Regions from separate parts of the Mus musculus genome. Here regions 2 and 3 are each linked to region 1. The links are chromatin loops, found by intact Hi-C in ENCODE. Cell type or tissue: gastrocnemius. All regions are shown on one strand. Each heading gives the region's core, and the rest is flanking DNA. Links, peaks and the distances in the headings are about the cores only.

Region 1 (6,041 bases), core at 678-5,677:
TGGCTTGACACAAAATCGACCTGAAGGGCTTGCAGCCTTCTTGTTAATTTTCTTCTAAGTGGGGAGGAATGGGGGGGGGGTGTCAATCTCCTTCCTACAGTGAGTTCAAAGCTAGCTTTGGCTACGTAATTGAGACCTTATTAAAATATAAATAAATGAAACTAACAAAAAGCCCCAAATGCCACACTTTGTCCTGGGATGAAAAAGGGTGAAAATTTTGTCCTACCTCCAGGAAGGTGGTGTGATTGAGAGCTGGTTCCAGAGGAACCAGCCACTGTTTGCTGAGGTTGGAGCTCAGCCTCCAGGACTCTACGATTTCCCTACTCTTGACAGAGACAATCCCAGGGCCTGGAGAGATGGCTCAGCGGTTAAGAGTACTGCCTGCTCTTCCAGAGGTCCGAGTTCAAATCCCAGCAACCACATGGTGGCTCACAACCCTCTGTAATAGGAGCCAATGGCTTCTGGTGTGTCTGAAGACAGCTACAGTGTACTCATATACATGAGATAAATAAATCTAAAAAATAAAATAAAATAAAATAAAAGCCAGGCAGTAGCCGGGCGTGGTGGTGCACGCCTTTAATCCCAGCACTCGGGAGGCAGAGGCAGGCGGATTTCTGAGTTTGAGGCCAGCCTGGTCTACAAAGTGAGCTTCAGGACAGCCAGGGCTATACAGAGAAACCCAGGTGGGGGGGGGGGGAAGCCAGGCAGTGGTGTTGCATGCCTTTAATCCCAGCAATCAGGAGGCAGAGGCAGGCAGATTTCTGAGTTTGAGGCCAGCCTGGTCTACAGAGTGAGTTCCAGGACAGCCAGGGCTACACAGAGAAACCCTGTCTCGAAAAAACAAAATAAAAAAAAGAGAAAAAGATAGAGACAATCCCTTCTTAATAGTGCCTGGTACAAGCTGAGGGAACCACAGGGAGCCTTAGCTGTCACTCAAAGGGGCACAGAGTGACCACTTTTGCTGCCAGCCAGACTTCCTGGAAACCCACTACCTCAGCATCTCTCCCTTCATCTACCTACATTTCCCCCCCCCCATGCAAACAAGAACACTAGAAGTATTCTGCCCACACCAATCAATATTTTCAGACACCATGGCCCATGTCCGGCCATGTACTGACTGGCCTTGGGGACAGTGTGACTCTTGGATTATCACAGGGTGAAGACTCATCTAGATTCTGAAACAAGTACAGAGAGTCCTGCAGGGATGGACGACTGTTCCAAGTTCTAGAAGTCAGACTGCTGGTGATCACTTCAGGCGGTGGGCCCTGCAGCACCACTTACGGAGGGTAGATGAAGAGATGCCTTTGGGTGAGGGGATACTTTTCCGGTCTGGTGGTCCCCCCCCCCCTTTGAGTGCCCAAGGCTCGGAGGGCCACAGAGGGTCACAGGGTAGAGGCTGTGACTGAGGGCTTTTTCTTCTGGTAGAAGGCACTGGCAGCCTGGTGTGTGTGTGTGTGTGTGTGTGTGTGTGTGTGTGCGTGTGCGTGTGTGTGTGTGTGTGTGTGTGTGGTGTGTGTGTAGCAAAGGAGGGGGTTACTTTCCAGGGCTTCAGCTTTCAAGAGCCTCAGGTGTCAGAGCCTTAGCTCCTTGACAGCAACAAGGTTCACAAGTACAAGTCTGAGACTGAGACAGATAGGAGGGACTCATCTCTCCCTGGGGCCCTGGGCAGGTGTTAAGCAATTAGAGAATTGTTTTAAATCATTATTATTGTGGCGGTGCATGCGTTTTATCACAAACTCAGGAAGCTGAGTTTGAGGCCAGCCAAGGCTACACTGAGATCCTGTCTCAAAATATAAAAACCGGTATTACTGTTCATGGTAAGTTGTTTATAAGCACTCCTGATATTAATTCTGTTTATTTCTTCTTTGACAATTTCATGCACATGTACATGATGTATTTTTTAAATTTACTTATTTTATTATATGAGTACACTTTTAGCTATCTTCAGACCCACCAGAAGAAGAGGCACCAGATCCCATTACAGATGGTTGTGAGCCACCATGTGGTTGCTGGGAATTGAACTCAGGACCTCTGGAAGAGCAGCCAGTGCTCTTAACCGCTGAGCCATCTCTCCAGCCCATAATGTACTTTTATTATATTCACTTCCCAAGCATGTGCGGGTAAGTAGGTGGGTTCGTGTGTACCATAGTCCACATGTAGTGGTCAGAAAGACAAACTTAGGGGAGTCAGTTCTCTCCTCCTACAATGTGGGTCCCAGGGATCAAACTCAGGGCGTCAACTCGTTGGCAGGCACCTTAACCTCATCTCACTGGCCCCATTTGTTTCCAAGGTAGGGTCTCATGTAACCCAAGGGAGTAAGGAGGCAAGAAGGCAGAAAATTAGAGACCGTAGGCTCGGGTTAACTGGAAGTGTTGCAGAAATCGGGCAAGCCTTCAGGGCCAAGGGTGTGACCCCAAGGTCTAACCTTATAACGCTGGTAACTGGTAATGCGAGGCAGAGGTTACGAGCTAAAGTATCCCAACTTCCCACAGGAGAGCTGGAAGCACTGGCCACTGAAAAGAACTTCAGACTCTTCCTACCTGGTAGGTCTGGTACAAAGCCAGGCATACCCGAAGACTGAAAAATCTCAACTACCTAGGAGCACGCTAGCTCCGGGAGCACACGCTGGTTAAGGGTACAAACACTGATCCCTGCAGCGCTAGAGGGCACCATCTGCCTGCTGTCACTACTTGTTGAAGCCAAAGGCTGGCAGAAGCCAGGGCTCCAGGCTTCCTCCGCTGCCCACCACGGCCACCACCACGCCCCCCAGAATTTTTAGCAACCAGAGGTTTGGATCTTAATGCTTACTAGCTTCCACAAGGACCACAGTGTGTCTTCATAGCTTCACAGCCGGAACCTTATCTTTGCCCCTGTGGTTTCTACCCCAACCTCTCTCTGCAACTCTTCAGCAGTACTTTGTTGCTATCTGTGCATGTGAGCAAACCACACACACATTCACGCACACACCCCATACTAAATACAAATTTTTTAAAACTTTAAAAACACACAGATACACAAAATAATAACTTAAAACTGGACTGGAGAGATGGCTCAGCAGTTAAGAACACTTACTGCTCACAAACATCTACAACTCCAGCTCCCAGGGATCTGATTCCCCCTCAAGATTTTGTTTGTTTGTTTGGTTTGGGTTGGGTTTTTTTGTTTTGTTTTGTTTTGTTTTTCGAGACAGGGTTTCTGTGTATAGCCCTGGCTGTCCTGGAACTCACTTTGTAGACCAGGCTGGCCTTGAACTCAGAAATCCACCTGCCTCTGCCTCCCAAGTGCTGGGATTAAAGGCATGCGCCACCACACCCGGCTTTTTTGGTTTTCGAGACAGGGTTTCTCTGTATAGCCCTGGCTGTCCTGGAACTCACTTTATAGACCAGGCTGGCCTCAAACTCAGAAAGCTGCTTGCCTCTGTCTCCCAAGTGCTGAGATTAAAAAAGTGTGCCACCTGCCCAGCCCTCGTCTGGGTTCTTGGCAATCAATTACAAACACATAAAAACATAATTAGCCGGGCGGTGGTGGCGCACGCCTTTGATCCCAGCACTTGGGAGGCAGAGGCAGGCGGATTTCTGAGTTCGAGGCCAGCCTGGTCTACAAAGTGAGTTCCAGGACAGCCAGGGCTATACACGGAAACCCTGTCTCGAAAACAAACAAACAAACAAACAAAAATAATAATAATAATTTTTAAAATAGCCAGGAGTAGCGCTTCATTTCATTAATCCGAGAACTTGGGAAGCAGAGGCAGATGGGTCGCTGTGAATTCAAGATTACCTTGTTCTACATAGTGAGTCCCAGAACAATCAGAGTTACATAGTCAGAGTCTGTCTCAAAAATAAAATAAATAAATATAAATGATGGGGCTGAAGAGATAGCTCAGTGGTTAAGAGCACTGGCTGCTTTTGCAGAGAACCCCAAGTTCTCAGCACCCACACAGTATCTCTCTGTCATCTGTAACTCCATCTTCAGGAGATCCAATGTCCTCTTCTGGGCTCTGAAGTCATTGCATGTATATGGTGCCATCACATATGCAGACAAAACACTCATACACATACAGATAACTTAATCTTTTTTTAAGATTTATTTATTTATTATATGCAAGTACACTGTAGCTGTCTTCAGACACTCCAGAAGAGGGCACCAGACCTCATTACGGGGGTTGGGGGGTGGGGTGGTTGCAAGCCACCATGTGGCTGCTAGGATTTGAACTAGGGACCTTCAGAAGAGCAGTCAGTGCTCTTAACCGCTGAGCCACCTCTCCAGCCCTTTTTTTTTTTTTTAAATTAATCTTTAGTGCAGGAGAGATGGCTCAATATTTAAAAGCACTTGCTATTCATGTAGATGACCCGGGTTCACTTCCCAGCACCCATATGGCGGCTCATAAACATCTGTAACTCCGTTTCCAGGGACTCTGACCATCAAGGGCACCAGGGACACACAAAGTATACATACACTCACGCAGGCCAAGCAGTCATACACATTAAGATAAAGAAATAAACCAAAGCCATAAAATGACTCTCTAATTCTGGAGGTTGCCTCAAGTGCCTCACCAAAGTAAAGAAATCCATCCAGGAGTCTGAACATCACCACAGTAAACATTTATTAAGCCGCAATGTTCACAATATTTTAATCCAATTCTTAAAGTCGATCTACAAAGACCTCTAACATCAAGCCAGTGATTAATAAATAAGAGGAATGTATCCATCACTTTGCAAAAAAATACTAAGCCTGACGCTTTTTTTTCCCTATATAAGATATTCGTAGAATCAGCTTCCCAATTAATGTTTGCGCATGTGCGTGTGTGCACACACCCCACTATGTTCACACGGAATGGCTTTCTTTCTACTGTGTCAAACTAAATACTATTTAAAATTTCCTAAGCTGAGACACAAAACAGAAACTCAACTGTGAAGAAGTCATTGGTGTTTTTTTTTTTTAATCTGCAGCTAAAAACAGGGAAATAATTACCTCTTGGGGGATTTAACTGCACATTGATCACTGTCACTAGAAATTAATTTAATTACAGGATATTTAGAGATTTATCACAGATGCAGACAGGAAACTGACACAACAGCATAAGCTTGAAATCCGCAGAGACATCGGGCGGAGAGTCGGGCATGCCACTGGCTGCCGTAGCTGTCCCGGTGGCAGCAACAATGTGCTGTTTGTGCCATCAGGACTGAAAGACAGGTTCTCCGTGTCTGTCCTAGCTATGGAAGGACCACCAAAGAGCAAAACACAGAAGGAAGCAAAAAGGCCGAAGCTTGCTGATGCCAGCCAGTGACAAGGGTATTGGGTTAAAACCCGCAAAATAGAAATCTACAATTCACAGGTGAGGAGCCCAAAGCCCAAGTACATAAATGGTCAAACTCAAAAACATTACAGAATTATCACAGGTTGCTTTGAAAGCAGCTTTCATGCTGGGGGCAGAGCTCAGGAGCCCAGGACTTGAAGGTAAAGAGGCTGAGAGGGTCGCCTTGGAAATTCCTTGTAGCTCCAGGTGCGCACCAGGCTCACCAATGCTGGCTTTCTGGGCATGGTGGTGCACAACTTTAAGCCTGGTACTTGGGAGGCAGAGGCGAGCAGATCTCTAGGTTCGAGGCCAGCCTGGGCTAGATTGAGACCCTGTCTCAGAACAGACCAAAGCAACAGGGCTTGTGAAGAAGGGAAGTGCTTCAGGCTGCCTACCAAGCACAAGATGCAGAGGAGCTTTGTTAAAGATTCTCGTGCTGACTCTTGAACATGTTGGGTTAGTTTGCTGAGACAGGGTCTTGCCACGTAGACCAGGATGGCTTTGAACTCAGCACCTTCCTATCTATCTGGAGACTGAGTCCTGGGTTTGCAAAGCACATCGGGCTTCCTGGTCACGCTGTTTCCGAGCCATCTGTGAGCAGGCCGGAGTGACAGGACCACGTGAGCAAGCAGAGCTCTTCACACACAGGGCCCTTGAGTGTGCCAGGGCCATAGGACAATGCTCCCAACCTTCCCTCAGAGGTTCTCATGAGGTCCCTAGGAAAGACATGCCTTCCTGGTTGCTT
Region 2 (6,041 bases), core at 615-5,614, 83 kb after region 1:
TTGTCCTTGGACCTTAGGAGGAGGGGGAGATGTGGTTTCCGTTTCCCCAAGGGAAGGGATTTTAGCAACATTGAGTTTCCAGGTGTTAAGAGTCCTTTCTTTATTCTAGTGGCTTAACATTGGGTAGTCACCCATGGTGACAATGACACTTGTAGCTCTAGGTGGTTCAGGTGCTAAGGGAAGTGCTGCAAAACTAAAGAGCCTCAGAGGATGGAGCCAGGGACCAGGTGCTGGGAGAGAACTTGGGTGTAGATCAACAGGAGACCTCACTTTCAAAAGGGGCCAAATGTTTGGTGTGGAGCAGGGCCTAGACACTGGTTTTCTGTAGTGCTTGGAATGGGACCCAGGACCTTAAACAGCTGAGAGTTTGAAAATCTAGGGAATTGATTGATTGACTGATTGATCCTGCAGCTGGCACTGGAAACTCTGAGTGAACACCGGGTACACTGAAGAATGATGATCTCAGACTAAGGCCCAGAGTGTAGAGCACTAACTAGTAGTAAAGCCATGAGGCACAGGGTTCTATCTCTTGCACAGCATAAGTGGGCCCCGTGGTGCAGGCCTGCAGTTCCAGAGAGGGAGCTGAAGGCTGGAGGTTTGAGGACAACTGGACCACACTAGACCCTATATCATCACTAATGACTTATTGAGACTGTCTTTTGTCCAAAGTATGTGAAATTAACATTTTCTCCCAGTAGGGTTCATTTTGTGGTTGTTCAACCAAAGCTTTGTTGAGCTGCTACTCAGAGGCTGCTCCAGTAGAGGAAAATCAAAACATAGAGACCCAAATCTGCTATGTGATGGTGTTTGAAGCTCCTGTCTCTGTTCTCATCAATACAGCTGGTCTGTTGGAGATGTGCCTTGCAAACATCAATGCCCAGAAAAATTAAGGTGTTACCTCTTTCCTGTGACTTCCTGGAGGTGGAAACTCAAGCTGACTTTTTCCCTCATTACTCTTCTTTCTCCTCTGTGTTAAGGACATGAATTTTGGTAGGAGGTGAAGATTAGGGTATACCTGTCTCCCCTTAGAGATCATAGAAAACCATGGCTCAGGCCAGGGGAGGGGTACACTAAGCTCAGCACTGAAGAGGTAGAAAGGAGGGCCATCAGTTTAGACCATCTGGGCTACAAAATGAGGTCCTGTCTCAAATACCTAAACCATCAAAACAAAAGATTCGGAGGAGCCAGGTACAGTGGCACACATCCTTAAAATCTGTGATCTCTGTGAATTTCAGGCCAGCCTAGTCCACATAGCAAGTTCCAGGTCAGCTAGGACTATATAGTGAGAACTTGTTTAAATAAGTAGTGGGAGAGAAGGGCTGGAGAACCAGCTCAGCAGTTGAAACTCATTTCCTGCTCGTTTCTAGGACTCAAGTTCAGTTCCTAGCACCCACCTCAATGGCTCACAATGTCTTGTAACATGAGCTCCAAGAGATCCAACTCTCTTCTGAACTCCATAAGCACTGCACTTAGGGCATAAAACACACACACACACACACACACACACACACACACACACACACACACTTTAAAATCATAAAAAGTAGCAAGGTATTTGGCTGCACGCCTTTAATCCCAGCACTCAAGAGGCAGAGGCAGGAGGATATCTGTAACTTAGAGGCCAGCATGGTCTACATGGCAAGTTCCAGAGCAGCCAGGACTACATAGGTCCTATCTCATAAAAAGAAAGAAAATAAATCTTTTAACAAATGTGCAGAAGAGGACTGGTGAGATGGCTCAGCTGCTAAGCAAGTCTGGTGATCCAATTTTTTTCCCCCTGACATCATGTAAAGGTGAGAGGACAGAACACTATAAAGTTGACCCCTGACTTTTACACGTACACTGTGGCAAGCACCCCCCCCACACACACACACACATATCATGTATACACACAATGTATTTTAAATGTGCTGCTTTGTGACACAGAAAAGGAGGGGACCACTGGGTGCATCTGCAGAATCTAGCCTCTATAGAGCCTACATGACAGTCTGACTTCATTGTGTGTGACTGCCTCTCAATAGTTCCCATCTGAGTTTCCCTCCCTGCTGCTTTTGGGGGTTTCTAAGGAACTTTCACTTGTCATTCTGCCAGCTGATTTCCCAGCACAGTAACTGGCTTCATTAGTACTGAGTTATGTTTCTAGTACCAGGCACGGTTTTCCTCTTCTCAGCAGGTCTTTTTTTTTTTTTTTAAGATTTATTTATTATTATAAATAAGTACACTATAGCTGTCTTCAGATGCACCAGAAGAGGGTGTCAGATCTCATTATGGATGGTTGTGAGCCACCACATGGTTGCTGGGATTTGAACTCAGGACCTTCTGAAGAGCAGTCAGTGCTCTTACCCGCTGAGCCATCTCACCAGCCCTCAGCAGATCTTAAGTACAGTTAGAGAGCAGTGGGTTACTGTCAAGATATATGTGCCACTACTGCACCTTTATGGGGTCCTTGGCCACCGGCCCACGAGGACAAATGGAGCAGAGTAGACAAAGAGGGTTTCAGAGTGCCTGTAAATACGATCAGAAATGACAGCATTCTAGGATTAGCTTTTGGAAGAGAGATGGACTTTATTGGGGTGAATCTAGGGTTATATAGTTTTGGGGGAGGAGATAGCAATATTCAAAGGTCATTGGCTGAAGGCCAAAGTCCTGAGATACCTCATTAGCATGGGGAGGCATTCCAGGAATCTCAGGTACTGGCTGCAAGGGTTTCTATGGGATGGGGGGAGCTACACCTGTAATCTAACCAAGGCTACATGATACTCCGAAGGTAGAGGCTGTGGGAGCTCTGAGCTCCCCAGACAAGGTCAGAGAAGGAGAAGCCCTGCTGAAAAAGGGAGTCCACCATTTTTTTCCCCCGAGCTCTGGCTTTCCGGTAATGTCAGACTTAGACCTTTGCAGCAGGTTGACCCAATACTCATACAGTTACTTTGCCATGATAAGTCATCGCTGTGGTTCATGGGCATCATAGCTGGGCAGAACTGTTGGTTGCTGCCCTCTTTTGGAAGCTTCTGTCATCTCCTGGAACCATAAAAGCTAGTCTTCATGGAGGAGACATTCAGGTCCGTTCCACCTCAGGGGTCTCTGGGTCTTATTTCTGAAGTGTGCGGTGCCTTCAGCAGTAGGTAGGGCATTAGTTTTCATTTCTGGGGAACAACCAAGAACAACAGCAATAAAAACAGCTATGTTTTTTTAGACCGCTCTGACCAACAACTCAAAAGAGGGTTTCTCATGTCTGGTATTGGGGGTTTTGTTAGATGGTCTTTGTGTTAGCATTTTTTCTAGGCTCTGCCCAACAGTTACCTAGCAACAGCCAGGTATAAGACTGGCTTGCTATAAAAGAACTGTTTGGCCTCTCTCACTTTCTCTGACCCCTCCTCTGACCTGCCCCTTTCCCCTCTCTGCCCGCCCCCCTTTCTCATTTGCTCTCTCTTTCTTTCTCTGTCCTCTCTCTTTCTCTGACTCTACTCCCTTCTCAACCCTCCTTCTCATGCCCCCAAATAAACGTTATTTTATATTAGATCCATCGTATGGCTGGTTCTTCATGGGGTGATACCTCAGCCTGAGCCTCCTAGGGCTCCCCCTCCTGCCGCATCATACTGTGTTTTACAAAACATATCACTTTGGCTTTTAGGAGGAGTACATTAGCCCAGGTGAGAAAAGTTCATTAACACTATATATGTTGCCAGGCGTGGTGGTGCACGCCTTTAGTCCTAGCACTTGGGAGGCAGAGGCAGGCGAATTTCTGAGTTCGAGGCCAGCCTGGTCTACAGAGTGAGTTCCAGGACAGCCAGGGCTACACAGAGAAACCCTGTCTTGGAAAAACAAAAGCAAACTATATATGTATATTTATACATGAGTTACTTGTATTATATTTTGTTTATTTACTATTTTTGGCAAGTAGTTAATAGTATGATTCATTGTGGATATTTCAGACATCCTTCTTGTTACTCACCTCCCTTCTCCTTCTGTCTTTACCTCCCTCCCCCTCTGTAAAGAGCCCCTCCTTTCCCATTTCCTCTATCACAGCATTTATATCCTGCTCTCCACTCCAAAAAAAAATCTTTTTTTTGTCTGAGACAGGGTTTCTCTGTATATCCCTGACTGTCCTGGAACTCACTCTGTAGACCAGACTGGCCTCGAACTCAAAATACGCCTGCATCTGCCTCCCGAGTGCTGGGACTAAAGGTGTGTGCCACCACTGCCCGGTTAAGAATTCTTAGATTTTATTTATTTATTTTATACATATGATCAGTACACTGTAGCTGTCTTCAGACACACCAGAAGAGGGCATCAGATCCCATTACAGATGGTTGGGAGCCAGCATGTGGTTGCTGTGTGTTGAACTCAGGACCCCTGGAAGAGCAGTCAGTGTTCTTACCCGCTGAGCCATCTCTCCAACCCCGGCTCTTAAGTGCTTTGCATTGGGCTTCATGATTTGCTTAGCAGGAGAAATAGACTGTGGGATCATAGTCTTGTGGAAGGCAAAAGAGTTCCGGCACCAGCCAAGTGTCATCCACTCTTCCCTGAGGTGGATTTAGGCAAGCAGCGACACAGGAGGTCCTGCGAAGAGACTTTGGGTAAACAGGGAGGACAGCCCTGATTGAGTCCTCCGCTGACAGATGGGTGACAGTTGATTGACATGCACCCCACGAACCCCAGCTGGCTGGCTGACTGTTCAGCAACCACAGCAGTTTGGTTCCCTCATGGGGGGCAGTTTCCTCTGTGCATCAGGGAAAGCACCTGCACAGAGCAGAGAGGAGAGAAGCAACAGTCTGGAACCTGCTGAACTCACTGAAAGCCCACCAGGCCCTCCACGGTTAGACTCTGCGGTGATAGGTACATCAGAAAAGTGTAAGAAAGAGAAATCAGAGATGTCTAAGCTGAGAGGTGATGGATTTCTCACGCACAAGTTAGGGTATAAAGGGCACAGATCTCTAATATCAGGGCCCTTGTGGTTTTCTTCTCTCTCTCTCTCTTCCCTCCCCCCTTTCTCCCTGTCCATTTCGCTCTCTGCCTCCTGTCAGTCACTCTCTCCTCCGGCCCCCTTCTTTCTGAGACAGACCCTAACTATTTAGCCCTGACTATCCTGGAACTCAAGGGTTCCTGCCTCTGTCAAGTTCCAGGATTTAAAATGTACATCAAGAAGCTAGACAGATGACTTCGTGGTTAAAAACACTGACTGCTCTTGCAGGTTAAGTTCAGTTCCCTGTACTTACACGGCGGCTTCCATTCTAGGGAAATCACACTGTCTCCTAACCTCTGTCATCATCAGGCCGGCACGTGCTGCATGGATATGCAAACAGGCAAAACACATTAAAAAATGAATATAGGCCGGGCGGTGGTGGCGCACGCCTTTAGTCCCACCACTTGGGAGGCAGAGACAGGCGGATTTCTGAGTTCAAGGCCAGCCTGGTCTACAAAGTGAGTTCCAGGACAGCCAGGACTATACAGAGAAACCCTGTCTCAAAAAAAAAAAAAAAAAAGTATAAACTCATACGTGGTCACATCTGGCAATTTTCTTGTTCTGTCCCTAGGTGTTACAAAGGTGGCTGTCTTAGTCAGGGTTTCTATTCCTGCACAAACATCATGACCAAGAAGCAAGTTGGGGAGGAAAGGGTTTATTCGGCTTACACTTCCATACTGCTGTTCATCACCAAAGGAAGTCAGGACTGGAACTCAAGCCGGTCAGGAAGCAGGAGCTGATGCAGAAGCCATCCATGGAGGGATGTTCTTTACTGGCTTGCCTCCCCTGGCTTGCTCAGCCTGCTCTCTTATAGAACCAAGACTACCAACTCAGAGATGGTCCCACTTACAGGGTCCTTTCCCCCTTAATCACTAATTGAGAAAATGCCTTACAGTAGGATCTCATGGAGGCTTTTCCCCAACTGAAGCTCCTTTCTCTGTGATAACTCCAGCTGTGTCAAGTTGACACCAAACCAGCCAGTACAGTGGCTGTCACAGCTCTGGAGATCACACAAGAGGAAGGAGTGGGAGAATGAGGTTGATCCCATCTGTTTCGTTTTTAAGTGTTATAGTTGAAC
Region 3 (6,041 bases), core at 541-5,540, 50 kb after region 1:
GAGTGGCTCCCAAAGGCTATGCACAGCGATGTTGAGAAGAACTGGCCCCCTACCACTGACAGTTGACCACACACCCAGCTGCACAGTCAACTGGCTCCTAGGCTGTTACCAGGAGCCACGCTGTGGCCCTGACAGCCCTTTTCTGCCCAATTCAGAAGCAAGCTCACAGCTACACTGACCAGGAGTGCCCTTCTTTGTGACTGTTATAAGAGCAGACATGGTTTGTCTTCCACATTCCTACTGTCTAAGACGGACTCTTCAGGTGACATTAGACCCTGCAGATGCACAGAGCAACACTGAAACAGGAAAGTGGACCCTTCTCCCAGAGCCCTGTCTGGCCTCATAGCATCTTGGACAGCAGGTGTACTGCAGACTTCTGTGACCCAGTGACTTTCCTGAAAGGTTAACCCCAGATGAGGGATGATCACCCCAGAGCTTTGCTCCACATAGATGGAGACTGGTTTCCGGGGTCCTGCTTTGGCATCAGTAGACAGCAAGTTCTGTCTTTAGTGGGCCTTGGCTGGTAAGGATCACAAATGCAAGGCCAACCTGAGCTACACAGCAAGACTGTCTTCTATTTGTTTGGTTTTTTTTTTTTTTTTTTTTTTGGTTTTTGGAGACAGGGTTTCTCTGTGTAGCCCTGGCTGTCCTGGAACTCACTCTGTAGACCAGGCTGGCCTCGAACTCAGAAATCTGCCTGCCTCTGCCTCCCAAGTGCTGGGATTAAAGGTGTGTACCACCACTGCCTGGCTATTTGTTTGTTTTTCAAGACAGGGTTTCTCTGTGTAACCCTGGCCGTCCTGGAACTAGGCCTGTAGACCAGGCTGGCCTCAAACTTAGAGATCCCCCTGCCACTGTCTGCCTTAAGTACTGGGATTGAAGGTGTGTGTCACCACCACCTAGCAAGACTCTGTCTCCAACAGTTTTGTTGAGAGTAAATGTTGGTGATGTGCTGTTTCACTTCAGCTTGTCTGTCACATCACACATGCTCACATGCTAAGTAGCTGTCACCGTATCAGTTTCCAGAACCTTCATCCTCACATGACTTACTGATTTTCTCCCTCTCGATCTCCCCAACACATGGAGCTGTCTGTCTGTTTGTGTGGCTGAATATGCGCCATCAAGTGTCAGGCTGCATCAGTCGTCAGCAGAATAGAGTGAGTTGTTTACCTCTGGGTGATAGCAAATGCTGCTGCAGTTCTTTTGTCACTTGGGCCACTTGTCACAGAGTCCTGGGAATGCAGCCAAGCTCTTTTCAGTTAACACTCAGTAAATGCTTTCTCTCTGTGGGCTGACTATGCTCTTGATCATGTCCTCTGAACCACATACTGCTTTATCTCCTGTTAGCCATGCCTGTGTGACTTAAGCAAGCAGTGTACCACTAAACACCTGCCTGCCCATCTCGTGTTCTCTGTGTCTTCAGGCACCAGCTCTATCAGCTGGATGAGCCTCTGTAACCCCCTTTCCCAGTGCACCTCCAAGTCTGTGTGTCCTGACCAACCTTTGACAGCCATAGCATGTATTTCCACCATGAGTTCTTAGACTCAGTCATGGATACAAGGTGGCTGATGTGAACAAAGCTAGGGTGATGTTAGCCCACCTCATACGTGTGAATATCCACGAGACAGGCAGCCTGTCAGGTGTTTGTTTTGATTTGGGGGTGGGACTTGAAAGGCTGGGCCCAGGCCAGGCTCACAGTGGTAGAGAACTTCAGGACCAAGAACAGAAACACATCTCTAACTCTGGACCATCCAAGCCCCTTGTCCACCAACATCCTTGTTCAGCTTCCGCTCCAGGCCTTTGTCTTCTGATGCTTCCCATAGCTGATTTATCTCAGAGTTTAAGTCCTGAGCTGTCCCCAAGGAGCTTAGCTTGGCTGCTGATGCAAATGATGAGAAATTTCAAAGGCCAGACTTGAACTTGTGACCCTCCTGAGTCCTGAGATGACAGACCAGTGTCACCATGTCTGACTTTGAAATCGGAAAATTGACAAGCTGAATACACAAGGGCTGACTCCAGTCATGGTGGCATGTGAGAAACTCCACGATGGAGGCATTGCTGTAGGCGTACATGTTTTTGCAACCTATTTTTAATAAGAAATAAGTCAACCTCTCCTAGCCCACCACCCAACAAAGGTAGTGAAAGAGAAAAGTTGCTAGGATATGGGGGAAGTGGACCTGTTCAGCAATAGTTCTTTGGGAGCGAGCTCAGTCTTCTTAGGCAGCAGTTCAGTCCTGTAGCAAACACCAAATACGATTCAGCAGCTGCAGACCAGTCCTGTAGGTAGGCAGACAGCAGGCACGAGCCAGCAACGGTTCAATCCTGAAGAAACTGCCAGGCTCACCAACTGGCCTGAGGCGAGGCCCCAGAAGAGGCAAGGTGCCACAGTTCGCAGTTCTTGGGCAAGTTCCTCTCAATGGTAGCAATATCACAGGTTGAGCTCAACAATGCTATATAAGAGGAACCAATGCACTTGTGTCTTTAAGAATAGTAAGATGAAGCCGGGCAGTGGTGGCGCATGCCTTTAGTCCCAGCACTTGGGAGGCAGAAGCAGGCGGATTTCTGAGTTTGAGGCCAGCCTGGTCTACAGAGTGAGTTCCAGGACAGCCAGGGCTACACAGAGAAACCCTGTCTCGAAAAACCAAAGGAAAAAACAAACAAACATACAAAACTGAATCAATAAAGAACTCAAAAACCAACCCAGGGGTGATGGCAGCTTTCATCTTTGTTGGTTGACAGAGTGAGTTCCAGGACAGCTGTCTTAACAAAAAACAAACAGAAAAAGAGCTCAAAAACCCAGTCTCCGATTGGCCAATGAAATAGACAGTTTTCAAAAGATGAAGTGGACGTGGCCAATAATAAAACAAAAATATTTAACCAGGACTTAGATGACCCAGATGACATTTGATTCGCAACCCCACCCCCACCCCCAACTTGGCGAGTACCAAGCATTTGTAACTCCAGTTCCAGAGACTCCAATGCCCTCTTCTGGCCTGCTCAGGTACTGCACACACTGTCTACTGGCAAATCATAAGAGTAAAACCCACCCTTACTAGCTATGAGAGAAATGCCTATCAAAACCATATGAGAGGTTGGAAAGATGGCTCAGCAGGTAAGAGCACTGTGCTTCTGTAGAGGACCTGGGTTTGGTTCTCAGCTTCCACATAGCAGTTCACAACCATCTGTAACTTCATGAGATTTTTACCCCTGTCAAAATGGCATTCCATAAGAGAATAAGAAATGAGCCAGGTATGAACATGCATTTAATCCCAGCGCTGGGAGGTAGCAGGAGGTAGGTGGATTTCTGAGTTGCAGTATAATTTAGGCCAAAGGAAGTCCTTGGACATGGAAATGGAAACCAGTCCAGCCACTATGGGAATCAGTGTGGAGGCACTTCAGAACTCTAGAAAGGCCAGCCATTAGACCAGGCAGTGCACTGCTGGGCATTTACCACAGGACTCCAAGGCAGCATACCACAGACACACTAAGCTATGCAACCAGCCTGGTGCATATCAAAGCAAAGAATGGGTAAGGAAAATGTGGCCTATGTAAGAGGGGGGTTCCTTTCAGCCACAAGACAAACAAGATAAGCCTACTCAGCAGACTAAGCCAACCACAGGAAGACAAATACTATATTTTCTTTTATTTGTGAATTCTAGGATCTATACATAAAGCCATACATTGTATGAATGGTGTGAAAGTAAAACTGGGGAACAAAAGGGGTTAATGGACGAAGAGAAAGGTGGAGAGGGGTTGCGTGCCCGATACATACATTATAAGCTCTGTGCAAATTGCTTTATGAAATCCAGGGTAATTTTCAAAAGATGAAATGGAGTCTGGGTTTGTTTTTTTTGAGACAAGGTCTCATTATTTAGTCCCAGCTGACCTGGAGCTCTATATAGGTCAGGCTGGCCTCAGAGTCCTTGAAATTGACTGCCTCTGCCTCTCAAGTCCTGGGAATTGAACTTGGATCAGTTGTCAATCTTGATGGCAGTCACCTTTATCCTGTGAACCATCTCAAAGTTTGTTGCTTCATCATTTTGCATTTTGAGGGAGGGTCTCGTGTAGTCCAGGCTGTCCACGAGCATACTATGTAGCTGGCTTTGAACTCAGAATCCTACCTCTACTCCTGGGTGGAGCTGGGGCTCAGACAACCTTGTACTCTGGATCTCCATCCTCTAAGCAGCAAGAGAACGGCTGTGTGCTAGCATTGCCAGCCTTGAGCCCCAGCCTTCTGGATACTTCAGAGCATTTGGATCATCCTGCTTTATCCAGGAATGTCTGGATGCTGTTGGAGAGGCAGCAGCTGGAAGACCGTACCTCCACAATTGACACCAGTGAATAAACTATCTTTCTCCAAACCTGCTCCAGTGGCCAGCATTGCCAGGTTATACAGGCCTGCTCTCGAAACAGGAGAGATGCTCACCCTCTCAATCAAGCAGGAAATAGAAAGCAATCATTTTCCGTGCACTTGGGCTAAACCCAAGGTACCGTCCTCACTGCCACATAAGCCAGACTGGGGCAGTATACACCTGGAGCCTCATCCTTGATGAGAATAAAGAATTTGGAGGATCAAGGCAATCCCTGTGACTGGTGGAAAAAAAGGATTCTCACTGGCACCTTCCTGTGAGAGAGTGAGAAGGGGTCTCACATAGCCCAGGCTAGCTTCAAGCCTCCCCCACAACTCAGGCGCTGGGATGACAGACATGCACAACCATGCCTCACTTATGCACTGCTATCTATTATGCATTCTAGGTAAGCACGCTACAAACTGAGCTACCCCCGCCCCACAACTTTCAAATAGTTTAAGTAGACATTTTCCAGCCCAATGGCCCTCGTGCGTGCAGGCATCTATGCGGTCGAAGTAGAGGACAGGAAGTTGCAGGCCATATATGCGCTGTACCTTGGTGGCAAACTTCGGAGTAGCAGAACAAACCTAAAGGGAATGGTAAAATAAAGCACGAGACCCCTGAGTTAAGGCAATGTTACCTCGCTGCCTACAGAATCTGTCAGAACTGCCCCACCACCACCACGCTGCCACCTTTAAAATCATGCAGGCAGTGCCAAGTCTCTACCCTCCGGCGTTCTGGGGGCTTCCAAATCTCAGTTCCACGCAGTTCTGTTCCCATTCACTCAAGTTCCGGCGCCAGGCCTTTCTGACCCTTTCATCTGAAACCACCCACCACACCCCACCACACCCCTACACGCGCACAGGGAATGTGAGCCTTCCGGCTGCTGTTCCCTGCAGATCTCTTGGATGTCACTGAGTCCCCGCACTTCTGTGAGTTCTCATAAAACATTCCTGGGATTCCTAGTGTTAGCTTCCAGCTGGGATCTGAGTTCCAGAAAAGCTGAGAATCCTTGCTCGGTCTTGGTGAGGTTACTGGGCTACTTGAAGATCTATTTATTTGGACACATTGTGGGTGTTCAACGGGCGCACATTACTCAGCAATAGTTGCTCAGGATGTTATAAGACCTTCTTGGAAATGCAATGTTTCCTACTCCATTCACAAGTAAACTGCGGGAGTTGGTTTACAGACCAGATTCCATCCACAGGTACAAGGCCAGTCTCCCAACGTAGGCCCTTTAAAAAAAAAAAAAGTTGGAGATGCCGGGGATTGAACCCGGGGCCTCATACATGCAAAGCATGCGCTCTACCACTGAGCTACATCCCCTGATGGAGAGACTTACTTTCCGGAATAGATAACAGAAATGAACCGCTTGCTGTTCTAAGGTTTGGGGTTTTTGTTTTTGTTTTTGTTTTTTTCCGATCTTGATTTATGATGTTGGTGTCATGTGCTGAAGCCTCGGGAGAAAGGAAAGGGGGAGAGGAACAGAGAGAAGGAACGTAGAAGAGGGAAGGAACCGTGCGCCCGTCACTATCTGTGTCTTTCTTTCTTTTGTTTTTTTTTTTTTTGTTTTGGTTTGGTTTTCCGAGGCAGGATTTCTCTGTGTATGCCCTGGCTATCCTGGAACTCACTCTGTAGACCAGGCTGACCTTGAACTCATATCTGTGTCTTTCTATAGCAGCTTGTCAAGAA

What was found. Hi-C counts contacts between places; a loop is a spot of excess contacts. Peaks named below come from ENCODE experiments on the same cell type or tissue, not always from the same donor. Only the 100,000 strongest peaks of a DNase experiment are listed, where the experiment ranks them.
Region 2: a loop joins it to region 1, with 4 times the contacts of the local background. A loop is called at or near these places in 12 of 42 quality-filtered maps.
Region 3: it touches region 1 in a loop (2.7-fold over the local background); 12 of 42 quality-filtered maps call a loop at or near these places.

The regions. Positions count from the first base shown.
Region 1 is chr5:125,458,910-125,464,950 of GRCm38, reverse strand. Bri3bp (Bri3 binding protein) reads right to left here. Exons shown (of 3, transcript NM_029752.2): 3 at 4,066-6,041. It overlaps Gm40325 (a long non-coding RNA gene), which reads right to left and starts at 385. Exons shown (of 2, transcript XR_868516.1): 1 at 1-385. In gastrocnemius, for the core only: CTCF peaks have their summits at 2,658 (motif pointing right) and 4,126 (motif pointing right); a DNase peak (open chromatin) is centred at 2,687.
Region 2 is chr5:125,376,059-125,382,099 of GRCm38, reverse strand. It overlaps Gm40324 (a long non-coding RNA gene), which reads right to left. Exons shown (of 3, transcript XR_868515.2): 2 at 4,379-4,560; 3 at 2,469-3,143. Among named protein-coding and RNA genes, the nearest start is that of Gm40324, 4.2 kb to the right of the region's middle. In gastrocnemius, for the core only: a CTCF peak has its summit at 3,001 (motif pointing left); no DNase peak of the experiment used is centred there.
Region 3 is chr5:125,409,106-125,415,146 of GRCm38, reverse strand. Dhx37 (DEAH (Asp-Glu-Ala-His) box polypeptide 37) reads left to right here. Exons shown (of 27, transcript NM_203319.1): 27 at 1-743. The coding sequence ends at 66. n-TAtgc5 (a tRNA gene) reads right to left here and starts at 5,675; the gene lies at 5,604-5,675. In gastrocnemius, for the core only: a CTCF peak has its summit at 3,006 (motif pointing left); a DNase peak (open chromatin) is centred at 2,990.